2 separate regions of the Homo sapiens genome follow, and region 2 is linked to region 1. A link is a contact called in ENCODE Hi-C or POLR2A ChIA-PET data. All regions are on one chromosome and are shown on one strand. Each heading gives the region's core, a stretch centred on a gene start or an enhancer-like site at or near the end of the contact. The rest is flanking DNA. Distances are from core to core; before and after follow the strand shown. Region 1 overlaps LOC105372631 (a long non-coding RNA gene). Region 2 overlaps STK4 (serine/threonine kinase 4).

Region 1 (7,067 bases), core at 2,605-5,104:
CCTGGGAGCCACCACTGAATCAGCCACCACTGCACTTGGAAAGGGTAGGACTCATGCCAAAGATGGGACACCATGCCGACATTATCTTGAGGCCCAAGCCTACATTATCTTGTGGCAGAGACAAGACCACCACAGTTTCATGGTCCCACGCAACATGGCACCTGGTGAGCCCCAGAAAGGCACCACACATAGAGCTTCAGAAGCTGCCATTCCCACGTCTGACCACGCGGGGGCGACGAACCCTCAGATTGGGCCGCGCCCTTAGGCGGAGCTGCCCTGATCCCAGACCCAGGGGAGCCGTGAAAACCCACTGGGCGTCCCAGGGCAGCGCTGCCCTGAGAGCTGCAAACCGAAAGTATCTGCCCCCGGGCCAGAGCGCTCGGGGCCTGGTCGTGTTACGCAGCTGGAAAGCTTGGACCCTTCGGCGGCGTGGGATAAGGCGAGTTTGCCGGCAGAGCCAGCAGCTCGCCCCCGCCTGAAATTCCAATTCGCAGGGACGGGGATGGTGACACCTGAGGCAATTCCTCGGCTACAAAGCATCATGTCTCATCTTCTTGAGCCAGTTTCTTCTTCTGTAAAAGGGAAATGGTACTGGCATTCATAAGATTTTGCAGGATCAAAGCAGAAAATCATTAGGAAAACACTTTGCAAACTGTAGAGAACATTGCAAATGTTATATATCAGGGTTTTTAAGAAAACTTTTAAATATTCTCTATTTGGAGAAAGAGGTAGGAAAATTCTGGAGATATAGTAACGAACAAAATGTACCATATGTCTGGCAAAATCTGTACCAGGTATCTGGCAAAATCTGTCCCTGTGTTTCTTTTTGAAATTGACTTGAATTTTATTTCCATTCTTAGCTGTTTAATATTTTGCTTAATTTTGAAATTGCTCATTCTTCATGCTACAGCCAGTGTGATCTTTTAAAGAAGGAAATATGATCTACAACTACATGTAATGAACGGATGAACATCATAAACATAGCGTTGAGTTAAAAACCCAGATAGAAAACAGCACCTGCTGGATGACCGCGTTTACATGGAAAGTACAAAAACAGGCAAATAGTTGGAAGTCAAGATAGTGGTTACTCTAGGGGAATGAGTGGAAGGGGTGCTTTTAGGATGCTGGTAATGTTCTATAAAATTCACTGGGTTATACATTTCTGCACTTTTTTCTGGATACATTATATCACACCTCAGTGAAAAGTAAATACTGTATGGGGGAAGGAAGTGAATGAAGCTGATCGTGTCTCCACCCGCCTAAAAGCGTTCAGTAGATTCTGATTCTTGTGAATGTGAAATCTGTCCTCCTTTACCAGGTCCACCTGGTGCCCCTGGCTTCATCACCAATGGGCTTACCATGGCCACACGGGTCCTCTTTCAGGCCCTTGTGTCACTCTCTCCCATGCTGACCAGCTCTGGCCACAAAGCTGCCTCTTCCATCACTGGGAGCTCTTCCCCACCTCGGAGCTGTTCCCGTCACCTGGATTGTCTTCCCTCCACATTCCTGCCACCTCCTTCTGCTCAGCCTAAAGGTCACTTTCTCACAGAAGCTGTCCCTGAGCCTCAATCTAAATTGCATCCCCACAAGGACACAAAGATGTGAGCAATAAACACTAAGGATTCCAGAAGGGGGGATGGAGGAGAGCAAAAGTTGAAAAACTACCTGTTGGGTACTATATTCACTGCTTGGGCGACGGGATCGTTGGAAGCCCAAACCTCAGCATCATGCAATACACCCGTGCAACAAACCTGCACACGTACTTTCTGAATCTAAAAGAATTTCTAAAATAAAATAAATTGTACCCCCTTAGTTCTTTCTGAGCACCCTCTTTTTATCTTCATAACACCATCATTTGTATTTATGGAATGATTATGCATCATTATTTGGTAAATGACCTCACCAGCTAGACTCTAAATCAAAAAGGGCTGGGGCTGTATCTGACATATTCTCAGTTGTATCAGCAGCACCTAGCACGGCATCTAACATAAATGATACTTATTTGTGGTTTGGCTTAATACAAAAAAAAAAAAAAAAACTTTGGGAGGGGAGGGAATTCAATCAACAGACAAAAAATAATGCTATGTAGGGGAAAGAGAAACAAAATGTTCACAGGTATTGTATTAGTGTTGTAAGAACATGGGCGTTCTTTTTCTTTCTTTAATATCACCTATTTAATCTCTTATGTTCTTTTTATGATTAAGAAAATAAAAAACCTTACAAATATTTTTGTACTATTTAAAATTAAGTTTTCATTTAAAACATAGACTTCTGGGTGTATTAGTCCATTCTCCCACTGCTATAAAGAACTACCTGACACCAGGAGTGGTGGCTCACGCCTGTAATCTCAGCGCTTTGGGAGGCCGAGGAGGGCAGATCACCTGAGGTCGGGTGTTCGAGACCAGCCTGACCAACATGGAAAAACCCCACATCTACTAAAAATACAAAATTAGCTGGGTGTGGTGGCACATGCCTGTAATCCCAGCTACTCTGGAGGCTGAAGCAAGAGAATCACTTGAGCCCGGGAGTTAGAGGTTGCAGTGAGCTGAGATCGCGCCATTACACTTCAGCCTGAGCAACAAGAGTGAAACTGTGTCTCAAAAAAAAACACAAAAAAACAAAACAAACAAACAAAAAATGGCCGGGTGCAGTGGCTCATGCCTGTAATCCCAGCACTTTGGGAGACCGGGGCGGGCGGATCACCTGAGGTCGGGAGTTCAAGATCAGCCTGACCAACATGGAGAAACCCTGTCTCTACTAAAAAAAAAAATACAAAACTAGCCAGGGTGGTGGTGCATGCCTGTAATCCCAGCTACTTGGGAGGGTGAGGCAGGAGAATCGCTTGAACCCGGGAGGCGGAGGTTGCGGTGAGCTGAGATCGCGCCATTGCACTCCAGCCTGGGCAACAACAGCAAAACTCCGTCTCAAAAAAAAAACAACTACCCGAGACTGGGTAATTTATAAAGAAGAGGTTTAATTGGCTCACGGTTCTGCCAGCTGTACAGGTAGCATAGCTGGGGAGGCCTCAAGAAACTTTCAATCATGGTGGAAGGCAAAGGGGAAGCAGACATGTCTTACATGGCAGGAGTGGGCGAAAGAGAGAGGGGGGAGGTGCCACACACTTTTAAACAACCAAGTATCATGAGATCTCACTATCAGGAGAACAGAAAGGGGGAAATCCACCCCCATGATCCAACCAGCTCCCACCAGGCCCCACCTCCAATATTGGGGATTACAATTTGACATGAGATTTGGGTGGCAACACAAATCCAAACCATATCACTGAGTAAAGTGCAGATGGCAGGATAGTTTCACAATAGAATGTTCATTCTCTGGTTTCTATTGAATTGGATAGGAGAAAAAAAAAAAACAGGTAAAAAAAAAAAAATCAGCAGCAGTAAACCACCATGGGAAACAGTAGAACCTCATTCCATAAACTTCAAAAAGCAGTAGCAACAGAAAAATATAGAATATCTTGATGTGTTTCGTCATGGTCCTATCCCCAACTGCTCTGTTCCAGAAGAGGTGCAGGAGAAAGAGGAAATAATACAAAAGTCCTGAAAATTCTCACCAGTTGTTCCAGTGAGTTGCCTACCAGGATCCATACTTAGTGGCACAAAACAACAACTCTTTTCTGATGCACGTGGATTCTGTAGGTCTGGAATTCAGGCGGGGCTTAGTTGGGGAATTCTTTTGCTCCTTGTGGCCATGTCTGAGGTCATTCTGTGGTACCCAGCTGGGCTGGGCTGGGCTGGAGGACCCAGGATGGCTTCAATCACATGTCTAGGGCCTTGGCAGAAAGGCTAAACTAAAAGGCTAAACTCAGCTGGAACTGTTGGCCGGTGTCCACTGCATGTGTTCTTTTCAGCAGTGGCCTCTGGGTAGTCAGACTTTTCACATGGACATCAGCATCACCCAGAGCCAGCATCCCAAGAGTGCAAGATGGAAGGACAGCCTTTTTTGACCTAGCCTCAGAAATCACACAGTATCTCTTCCACTGCATTCTACTGATCATGATGGAGTCGGCAAGGTCAGCCCAGATTCAAAAAGGGGATTGACCCCAATTCTCAATGGGACAAGTGCCAGAAAAATTGCAGACATGTTTTTAAACTGAGACAGATTAGTTAAAATTTTCCTATATGTAAAATATAACTTCCTCCAAGACCCGTCCCCACCTACCCCCACTGCCCTACTTCCCACTAAAAAAAAAAAAAAAAAAAAAAAAAAAAAAAATCTTGGCCAGATGCAGTGGTTCATGACTGTAATCCCAGCACTTTGGGAGACTGAGGTGGGAGGAACACTTGTATCCAGGAGTTCGAGACCAGCCTGGGCAACATAGCAAGACCCTATCTCTATAAAAAATAAAAAATTAGCCAATCACGGTGCCACAAACCTGTAGTAGTCCCAGCTACTCAAAAGGCTGAGGTGGGAGGATTGCTTGAGCCTGGAAAGTCAAAACTGCAGTGAGCCGTGATCACACCACTACACTCCAGCCTGGGTGACAGAGTGAGTTTGTCTTAAAACCAAACAAACAAACAAACAAACAAACAAACACCTCATCCTATTTTGACATCAAACTCAGCTCCAATTTCTGGAGCTTATCTACATCAAGTCCAGCTGCAAAGAGGCGTCTTGGGTTCTGTTCCGTGGGTAGAGTTTCTCTCCATCTGAAAACCTGTGAACTAAAGAGACATGTTTTCTGCCTCACATGCACCCAACCTGCAATGGCGAGATTGGCACAGGAAACCACTATGTTCACTACCGTTTTAAAAGGGGAAGTTCAGAGCAATCACTGAGCCCCGGCAATTCTGAAATTGAATTGTGCACCTGTTGCCAGAGGTTCTTGGCTCCACTCTGACTCACACTTCCTTTTCCATAAGAAATGGCTCTTGCTTGCAACTGAGTAGCCTTCTTGTCCTGTGTCTTAACAGAATACCTGAAACTGGGTAATTTATTAAAAACCAAATTTATTTCTTACAGTTCTGTAGGCTGGGAAGCCCAAGGTCAAGGGGATGCACCTGGTGAAAGCCTTCTTGTTGTGGGGACCCTCTGCAGAGTCCTGAGGCAGTTCAGGACATCACATGGTGAGGGGGCTGAGCATGCTAAACTATGTGTTTTCCTCTTATAAAGTCACCAGTCCCACTCCTATGATAATCCATTAATCCATTTATCTGTGAATGGATTAATCCATTCATGACCCAATCACCTCTTAAAGACCCCACCTCTCAGTACTGCCACATTAGGGATTAAATTTTAATATGAGTTTTGGGGAGGAGTGTTAGAGAACTGCATGCAAAAAGTCAAGATGCATCCCCAGAAAATTCAAGTCCCACCCAAGCTCTTGGGGTCTCCACAGAGATAAAAAGCCCACCAAGGTTTGCCATTCCCCAAGGCTCAAATTTCTAATTGGTTGGCTGATCCAAAGCTCCAGGGAAACTTTCTCAAAAATGGAATAACACGTCACTAGAGGAAGCCAACTGTGGTTCCAGGAATTTAAGAAAATCTCCAGAGAGCAGAGCCCAGGCTGCCCATCATAGTCAAGAGACATCTCCAATAGCATTCCTTTCTTCCCTCAACCCCATGACTTTAGGCTCCACAGAAGTGTATAGAGGCAAACTTCAGACTGCAATTTGGGGGGTAGGGATGGAAATAACAATAGATCTCAGATATGGTGAGAAGGAAACCAAAGAGAATATACTGACACCAATTAGAATAAGCGAAAGGACAGGGCAGAGTTGCCCAAACTGAGCCTGACGAAGATGAAGGGAAATGACAGAGTAGCTATGCACCATACTACATACAGTTATAAGGAAGAAAGAAAATAAAGCAGGGAGGGAGGGAAGAAAGGAAAAAAAGAAGAAAATTAAAAAGGAAAGGACGCTGGAGAAAAGAAACAGACACAGATAACTGAATTCAGCAGAAAATCTGATAAAAGGAAAAATTTATAGGAGGGCTTTCAGCTTAAAAAACAAAAACTTTAATAAAATAAGACATTAGGCTGGGTTCAGTGGTTCAGTGTTCACACCTGTAATCCCAGTGCTTTGGGAGGCCAAGGTGGGAGGATTGCTTGAGGCTAGGTGTTGAAGACCACCCTGGACAACATAACAAGATTTCATTTCTAAAAATAAATAAATAAATAAATAAATATTTTAAAATAAATAAAAATTTAAAAGACCCTTAAAAATGAGTGTTAAAGAAATAAATTGAAGATCTAGGTAACACCACTAAAAAAACTGCAAATAAATTGAAAATCTCAAGGAAGAAACAAGTCAGAGCTACAAATCAAATTACTAGCATAGAATAAAAGTTGGGGATAGTAAGTACCAATAGCCTGGGCCAGGTGCGGTGGCTCACACCTATAATGTCAGCACTTTGGTTGGCTGAGGTGGGTAAATCACTTGAGGTCAGGAGTTTGAGACCAGCCTGGTTAACGTGGTGAAACCCCGCCTCTACTAAAAATACAAAAATTAGCCAGGCATGGTGGTGCGTGCCTGTCATCCCAGCTACTCGGGAGGCTGAGGTGAGAGAATCACTTGAACCCAGGAGGCAGAGGTTGCAGTGAGCCAAGATTGCACCACTGCACTCCAGCCTGGGCGACAGAGACTCCATCTTAAATAAATAAATAAATAAATAAATCTCAATAGCCTAGAAAGAGGAAAAAAAAAGTCAAATTATTTTTTAAAATATTACCCCATAAAATTGTCCTTCAGGTATTAAGAAAATATGCAAAAATTCAGGGAAAACAATATCCATAAACTCTTCATTTTTGTAGAATTATTTTTGTTAATCAATCTAACAAAATGTTGATGAGGTTATCCTGAAGTTACTGATAGTTGCTTTATATGGTAGAGCATCAATGTCCAATATGGTAGCCACTGACCACATGCAACTATTGAGCACATGAGTTATGGCTAATATTAGTTGTTATATGCTATAAATGTTTAAAGTACACATCAGATTTCAAAGACTTAATATAAAGAAAAGTAAAATATTGCATTAGTTTTTATTTCATATTAATTATATATTGAAATGATATATATACTGTACTCAAATAAACTATCATCAAA
Region 2 (7,067 bases), core at 2,696-5,195, 380 kb after region 1:
GTAGTTAGGGGAAAGAGATGGTGGCTTTCTCTATCTGCAAAACGGAAAATCCAGACAATCCCAACTAACTTTTGCTAAAGTTCCTGTGAGAAGTAATCAAAATTTCATGGATAGAGGTTCCCTGGGGACAAATTTTGGCTGAAAAAAAAAACAAAAAACAAAAAAAAACTACTATCTTTACACACAGCTTTGAGCAATGATTTGAACTACTTCCAACTTGTGGAATTCCCTCTTCTCAGAAATGACTGCAGGTAGTCAAGCAAATGTGAGATGATGCCTCTTGTTGGAAATATAGCAAGAGCTGGAAAATATGTCCTTTAAGACCCTTTTCAATTCTGAAAGTTTATCATTCTCTGATACAGTGTTGGAACAGATGATTGAGAGAGACAATGGCTTCTAGGAATTCAAGACATGCCCATCTGTCACCTGTGCTTACAGTGAAGCCACACAGAAGTTAACTATGGAACAGTCCTTCCTAGGGCCTAAGGTGCTAGGATACTTATTGCAGTTCTTAGGCTCCATTTCTGAGCCAGTCTGGACTCAGCTCTTTTTCTCACCATGTAGTTGAGATTAAAATTATCCTGTAGTTTAATATCAGAGAATAAATGGCCACAAGAATGAACGCTAAAGAAGAAGCCTGCCAAGCAGCCATGGATCAAGCAGTCTCCGAACCAAACAAAGGAAATGAAAAACAGTCTCAGGCTCACACAGGCTGATACTGTTTTAAGCAACCTCTTGAGGTCAAAAACCGCAGGCATTTAAGTCCTGCTCTCAAAGCCATTTCAATAACTGAGTTAAAAACCCAGCTCAAATCAGCTAGCACGATCCACCAGCAGAACCAGGCTACTGTGGTTCTGAGACAAAGATGACATTCATTTACCATGTGGTTTCTCAGAAAGCGTATCTACACAGCAGGTTTCCCTGGCAATTTTGGATACATATGTCTTTTCCAGACTGCTGTTCTTGGCTAGTTTTCTGAAAGAAAAGAGCACAAAATCTCATTATATTCCAAAGCACAAATAAATTCAGTCTCAACATACTTTAAACCAAGCTTTACAGGAAAAATAAGAAGTTGAAACAAAAATAGTGTACCCTGTCAAGAACAATTTAGGATAGTCTTCTCACCAGAAACTGCTCGACAGGACTACTTCAGTAAAAAGCCATTAACAGGCAGTGCTGTTGACCTTGGCTAGCTACTGGGCATTCACATGGCACTGCCGGGTCAGAAACCTAAACACCAAACATAGTCTCCATTCATCTTTCTTCTAGCACAGAAGAAAAGAAACTCATCAGAAAAAGTTTAAAAAGCAGAGCATGGAGATTGTCCAGAAAGGTGGTGGCAAGAGTCTGAGAGCGCAGGTGCTGATGGTTAAAACCCCAGCTTAATTCACACACTCAACAGGCAAAAAAATGCAACAATAAAAACAATCACAAAGACTCAATCCCCAAACCTCCTGTTGACAAGAAAAAAGCCTGGCTTAATATATTAGAACGACCTGAAAACAACCCAACTCCAACCAAAAAAGCCCCAAATGTTAAATGCCAAGTAAAAAGAGGATGATTAAATCAATCAAAAGAATGTAATGTGATGGGCTACTATGTGACCCTTAAAAATGATTTCACAAGTGTTTTTAATGATATGAGAAAATGTTTAAGATATGTTAAGTGAAAAAAAATCAAGATTTATTATGCATGCAGAATGATCTCAGCTGTGTAAAATAATATCTAAGTATTAAAAAACTGGAAGGAAATGTTAAAATGTAATTATTATTGCTGGGGGGGGTGGAAGAGTTGTAAGAGACATTTTCTTCTTTAAGCTTTTCTTCAGTCTCTAAACTTTCTATAATGAGTGTGTTTTTACAACTAGAAGGTTAACAAAATAGCATTGTAACATTATAGAAGAGCAAACCAACACCAAAAAAGAAGAAAATAATAACATTTATTAAGTGCTTATTGCAGGCCAGCAGTAAGGACCATTGTCCTAAAGGTGCTTTACGTGCATTACAGGTTTAGTATCCCTTATCCAAGATGCCTGGGACCAGAAGTGTTTTGGATTTTGGATTTTTGGATTTGGGATTACGCAACCTGCATCTCATTTGATACTCACGACAGCCCTATGAAAGAGGTATGACTTTACCATGTTTGACAGATAAGACAATCAAGGGTTAGACAGGTGGCATAATAGGTGGAGAAGATAGGCTATGAGCCCTAACAGAATAACTCCAGTGGTTTTAACCACTATATGCCTCTCAACCACAATGGCATAATCTGTCTCCCTGCCTGCAAGCCTGACCTAAACATAAGCCTCAATGACAAAATCTACTTTAGAAGGCACTATAATAATTTAGGATAGTGTGACTGCCAAGGTACTAAGATACTCAGATAAATATTCAAAAGAGGAACTAAAACACCTCTAATGAAGCTATAAAAAGAATCCATGTGATAGAGCAATGCATCGCTGCAGTTGAAAACATACCAGCACAACAAATCAACCCACAGCTAAATCCCACTATACAAGAGAAGCTAGTAATAACTGTCAAAGAAAGACCCCTGGTAACCACTTATTGAACTACCATGAAAAAAGGAACTCACTAAAAGATACAATAACAATGAGCTAGACAGTAAGGATTTGAATTTGTCTCCCAAAAAGCCCCCTAGCAACAAGAGGCCTGGACCATCAAAGGCTAGAGAAAAGAAAGAAACTAAAGAGAAAAATAAAAAGCATTGTACTTGATGCCAAATTATATAAAATACAACCAGCACAGAAGGACCACCTTACTTTTCTTTCAGTCTAGCACTAAAGGCCTTTTGGTTAGAAACAATCAATTTTGCTTGGCAAAAAAAGGATCAAGACATAGAAGTACTTTGGATCAAATTCTGTAGAATCAGCCTATTTGAGATGCATTAAGGTTAATGCCAAAACCAATACGGTGTTCTGTTCACAGTTTCTTTCTAGAGGTTTTAAAAGCCGAAAAACATTAAAACTCAGAGTTTGAAGTGGAAAGTTTCTATCTGTAAAAACAAGCCACTTTTAGGTACTATAAGCTATTAAGATTTGGTAATTCTAAATTAATTATGTATTTTTTAAACCCTTGGTTGTTAGAAAAATATAAAGCTCGATTGCTACCTTACTCTTAACACCAAGACAAATACATGATAGATTAAATATTGAGAAAGAAAAAATAATAAAACATTCTAAAACAAAGTAAGGGTTAATATTTTTGTAATCTTAGAATGTGAAAAACTTTCCCAAAGATGACATAAAATTCCAGAAACCACAAGAAAAAGCTAATAAATCAAAATATATAAAAATTTAAATGTCTGAAGTTAGATACCATATACAAAGCTTTAAAAGATATTCTAGCAGAATATCTTTACCACATATGTTAAAAGGTTCATAACCTGACTTGATAGCTGAAGAAGTCTTTAAAATCAATAAAGAAAATAAGAATTCCATGGAAAATTCAGTAAATAATATAAAGCAACAATTCACATACCAAAAACGATAGGGAAATTTAACAATATGTATCAAAATTTCAAATTTGTGAACAGTTTGACCCAATAATTCTACTGCAGGAATTAATTCTAAGGGCGTACCATGCAAAGATGTTATTAAAGCAATATTTATTAATATTAAAAAGCTGAAGGCTACCTAAATGACCATCAGCTGGAGACTGGTTAAATCAGAGATCACAAACACAAATGTTTTGAGAGACTGGCAAAGACAACAGAAATAAACTCAACAGTCTGCTCATAAAACAAAAACAGGAAGTGATGGGGTCTGTGAAGAGCTGGAGAACTCAGACCCATTTCAGTAGTTCAAAGTATAAAAATTACATGTGCCACAGGCCAAACTGGCTCCCCCTTTCCCAGTCCCCACACACCCCCAGAGTGAGATGTGTAATCTGTAGCCATGGCACGAGCACTGCTGACTGTTCTCTCTGCAGCCAGCCTAGGAAGATCCCCTTACTCTGAATGCTCGTCTGTTCTATCACATTTGAGTAGATACAAAGGAGCTCATTGATGTGGCCAAACGGATTCTCAGGATTAACAAAACCTTAAAGGTCATCTAGTCTAACTTGAAGCTTTCCTTGAGGCTGCAGTCATTCAGACGTTTAGGCCCAGGTGAACAGTGTAGAGAGGGGAGGGGAAGGAAGTGGAAAGTGATGGAGTACAAAGCCAGAAGTCAGGGAATGAGGACTACACTTGGCTTTCCTGTGGGATTTTCATTTTCCACAACAACAAAATTGAGATGGGAGGAGAAGTGGTGAGAATTCTTAAAAAGCTGAAATCCTGTGCATCACATATTTTCTGTATCACTGTACGTAAAACTCCATTAACCGAATACCAGGAACTCAAGCATTATTCTAATATGAAGTGCTGAATTCACAGTACCATTGTTAAACATCCGTTTAGCAATGAACTCTGGGCAGCTGTTACCCTCACTGACCAAGCTGGCAAAGGGAAGAGTTCCACAGATAATGTGACAGATTGTATATGGTATTTTTACTGCAAGATCTTAATTCATCCCAGGAACTGTTTTAAAAGAATAGTTGTAGTTTATAATTGCAGTCTCAGCAGCACTTCCAAAAGTGGAAAACCTCCACTTGAAATTGGAATGGAACATTTCTTCCCAATGTGTGAAAATAACTTTATGCTTGGTCCTGCATATCTAGGAATAAGAGCACTTGGGAGGGGGTAGAAAATTTCCTGACTTTACCTCATTTTTAATAGCACTACATTAAGATTTATTAAACTAGATGCATCCATGTCTAAAGAACAGTTTTTGCTGTGTATTTTCTCCTAAGTAAAGGGCAAATGGAAGTGACTAGTGGGTCTATAAAGTAGATTCAAGTTTGCTCTCCCTCCAGCTGCTGGCCACCCTCTGATCCAATGCTCTGCAATGTGAACTCTGCTTGATGAAAGGGTACCCTCGGCAGCTGATGGATCCCATACAGCTCTCTCTGTCTCTCTCTGTCTCTTTCATACATACGCACATACATTTACTTGAGCTATTTTACATTAACAAATGTACCATCAGGAAAAAACTGTTTTGAAAAAAAAAACATCAATGTGGGAACTGTCCAGGACCTATAGCCTCCAGGCAGGCACAGAAGGGAAGCAATCAGAGAAAACACAAAAGGTCTATCAGTGTTTTAGTGAGTATCCTTGATATTTAAACCCTAGGAACAAGAAAGTCATAACAGAATTAAGCTCACCCTAGGAACAAGAAAGTCATAACAGAATTAAGCTCATCTTAGGTATAAAATAAATATCATGGCTGGGCATGGTGGCTCACGCCTGTAATTCCAGCACTTTGGGAGGCCGAGGCGGATGGATCACCTGAGGTCAGGAGTTCGAGGCCAGCCTGGCCAACATGGTGAAACCCCGTCTCTACTAAAAATACAAAAATTAGCCGGGCATGGTGGCGGGAGGCTGAGGCAGGAGAACCACCTGAACGCAGGAGGCAGAGGTTGCAGTGAGCCAAGACCACGCCACTGCACTCCAGCCTGGGCAACAGAGCAACACTCCGTCTCAAAAAAAAAAAATCACAAAGCAAACAATGTGTGAACTAGCAGGGCCTGCAACAAAAGTGTGAAATAAGTGTAGGTCTTCCTCTTACCTTCCTTTTTTAGGGCAGCCCACCTCAGTATCTTTCCCTTTTCCAGTAGTTCATCCATGTCTCCCACCCTAAGTGTTACACATGTAAATAAAATTTACTGAATGCCTACTCTGTGTCAGATACTCTGCTAAGCACTTTAAAAGCATTTTTAAATTAATCTTCTCAATAACTCAGAAGTAAATATGATTAGTATCTTCATTTTAGGTTGGGTGAGAAGCCTAGAGTTACTGGTCCCATAAATAATGAAACCAGCAATGGATCCAAGTCTATCTGCTCTTGGTCAGTATATCAGACTGCCTTCTATGCTCATGTTGGCGTCCTGGGTGTCCTAAGCATTTCTCTGCTTTTAAAAGAACAGGAAAAGAACCTTATATATACTGAGCATCTTTTACACACTTTACACAAGCTCTTTATTTTAGGCTCACATGATCCCTATGAGAGAGACGCATTAGCTGCATTTTTTAAATTGGCAAACAAAGACCAAGAGAGTTTGAGGGCTCTTGAAGGCTTAATCTTACCTTTAGCAGACAAAGAAACAGAGTCCCAGAAAGGTTAGGTGGCTTACTTAAGGACACAAAGCTAGTTACAGTCAGAGCTGAGACCTGATTCCCAACCCACTGCTCTTCTTCACTATAAATAAGCCATCACTCTAAAAGGAACCCACATATTAATAATAGATTAGGAATGCCAGGCACTTTGCTAAATGCTTTATGCTTTATCCAATTCGATCAAGGGAATTCCCAACACTGTATTTCCAATCAATGTTTTTTACTACAGTTTTACCAAAGAAGCAGGGAAGAAATCTAAATTCCACATCTATGAAATTATAGTCCAATTAACATATTCCTATACACATAGATGAATGGATATTACAAAAAGAAAATCTGAAGAAATTTAAAAAGATTTCCAAAGAGTGCACAATGGGCCCAAATAACATAATCAAATAACACATTCTGAGCACCTGCATGCTATGGCAATTCGCTAAGGGCTGCACATGTTAGAGAAAGAAAAGATGCAGCATCTGAATTAGATGAATGTTTACCATCGGCACATATATAACCATTCTCACACAAACAAACGTGCGTTATTCTGAGAAAAATAATGGTCTATCTTTTATTAATCATGCACCAAGGGTGGGACAGGTCACCTAGCATCTCTTGTCACCTAGCGCCTCAAAGCCTCTCTGTCAAATAAGTGGGAATAAGATCTATAAGATCTACCATGTGAGGATATTATGAAAAGAAGATGGTATAAAACATTTACAGGGACCTAACACACAACAAGCATTCAATAACTGCTATTTTCATCATTTCCTTGTCAAAATCCAAAATGTAGTTAGTCTTAAGAGACCAAGTGTGTCTGCCAATAAAATTTAAAATTAGACAAGATAATGAGCAACCAATATGAAGATTACTAAAAATATTCATTATCTAACACTGGAGTA

Evidence for each region. A loop is a pair of places that touch in the nucleus more often than their neighbours do. ChIA-PET counts read pairs that join two places held with the same protein, here RNA polymerase II (POLR2A). Pooled maps may share reads with other maps.
Region 2: a loop to region 1 is called in a map of MCF 10A, with 4 times the contacts of the local background. The contact joins two enhancer-like sites. A Hi-C loop is called at or near these places in 1 of 168 maps with a recorded cell type or tissue (MCF 10A) and 4 of 50 pooled maps. POLR2A ChIA-PET finds 5 or more read pairs at or near these places in 2 of 52 experiments (MCF 10A and Panc1).

What each region holds. Positions count from the first base shown.
Region 1 is chr20:45,430,223-45,437,289 of GRCh38, reverse strand. All of the region lies in intron 2 of LOC105372631 (a long non-coding RNA gene), which reads right to left. Among named protein-coding and RNA genes, the nearest start is that of MIR6812, 8.2 kb to the right of the region's middle. Within about 2 kb of position 3,854, at least 13 of the 41 ENCODE cell types and tissues checked have a DNase peak (open chromatin) inside an H3K27ac peak, as active enhancers do.
Region 2 is chr20:45,046,994-45,054,060 of GRCh38, reverse strand. All of the region lies in intron 10 of STK4 (serine/threonine kinase 4), which reads right to left. Among named protein-coding and RNA genes, the nearest start is that of KCNS1, 51 kb to the left of the region's middle. RefSeq lists a silencer at 2,162-2,231. Within about 2 kb of position 3,945, at least 4 of the 41 ENCODE cell types and tissues checked have a DNase peak (open chromatin) inside an H3K27ac peak, as active enhancers do.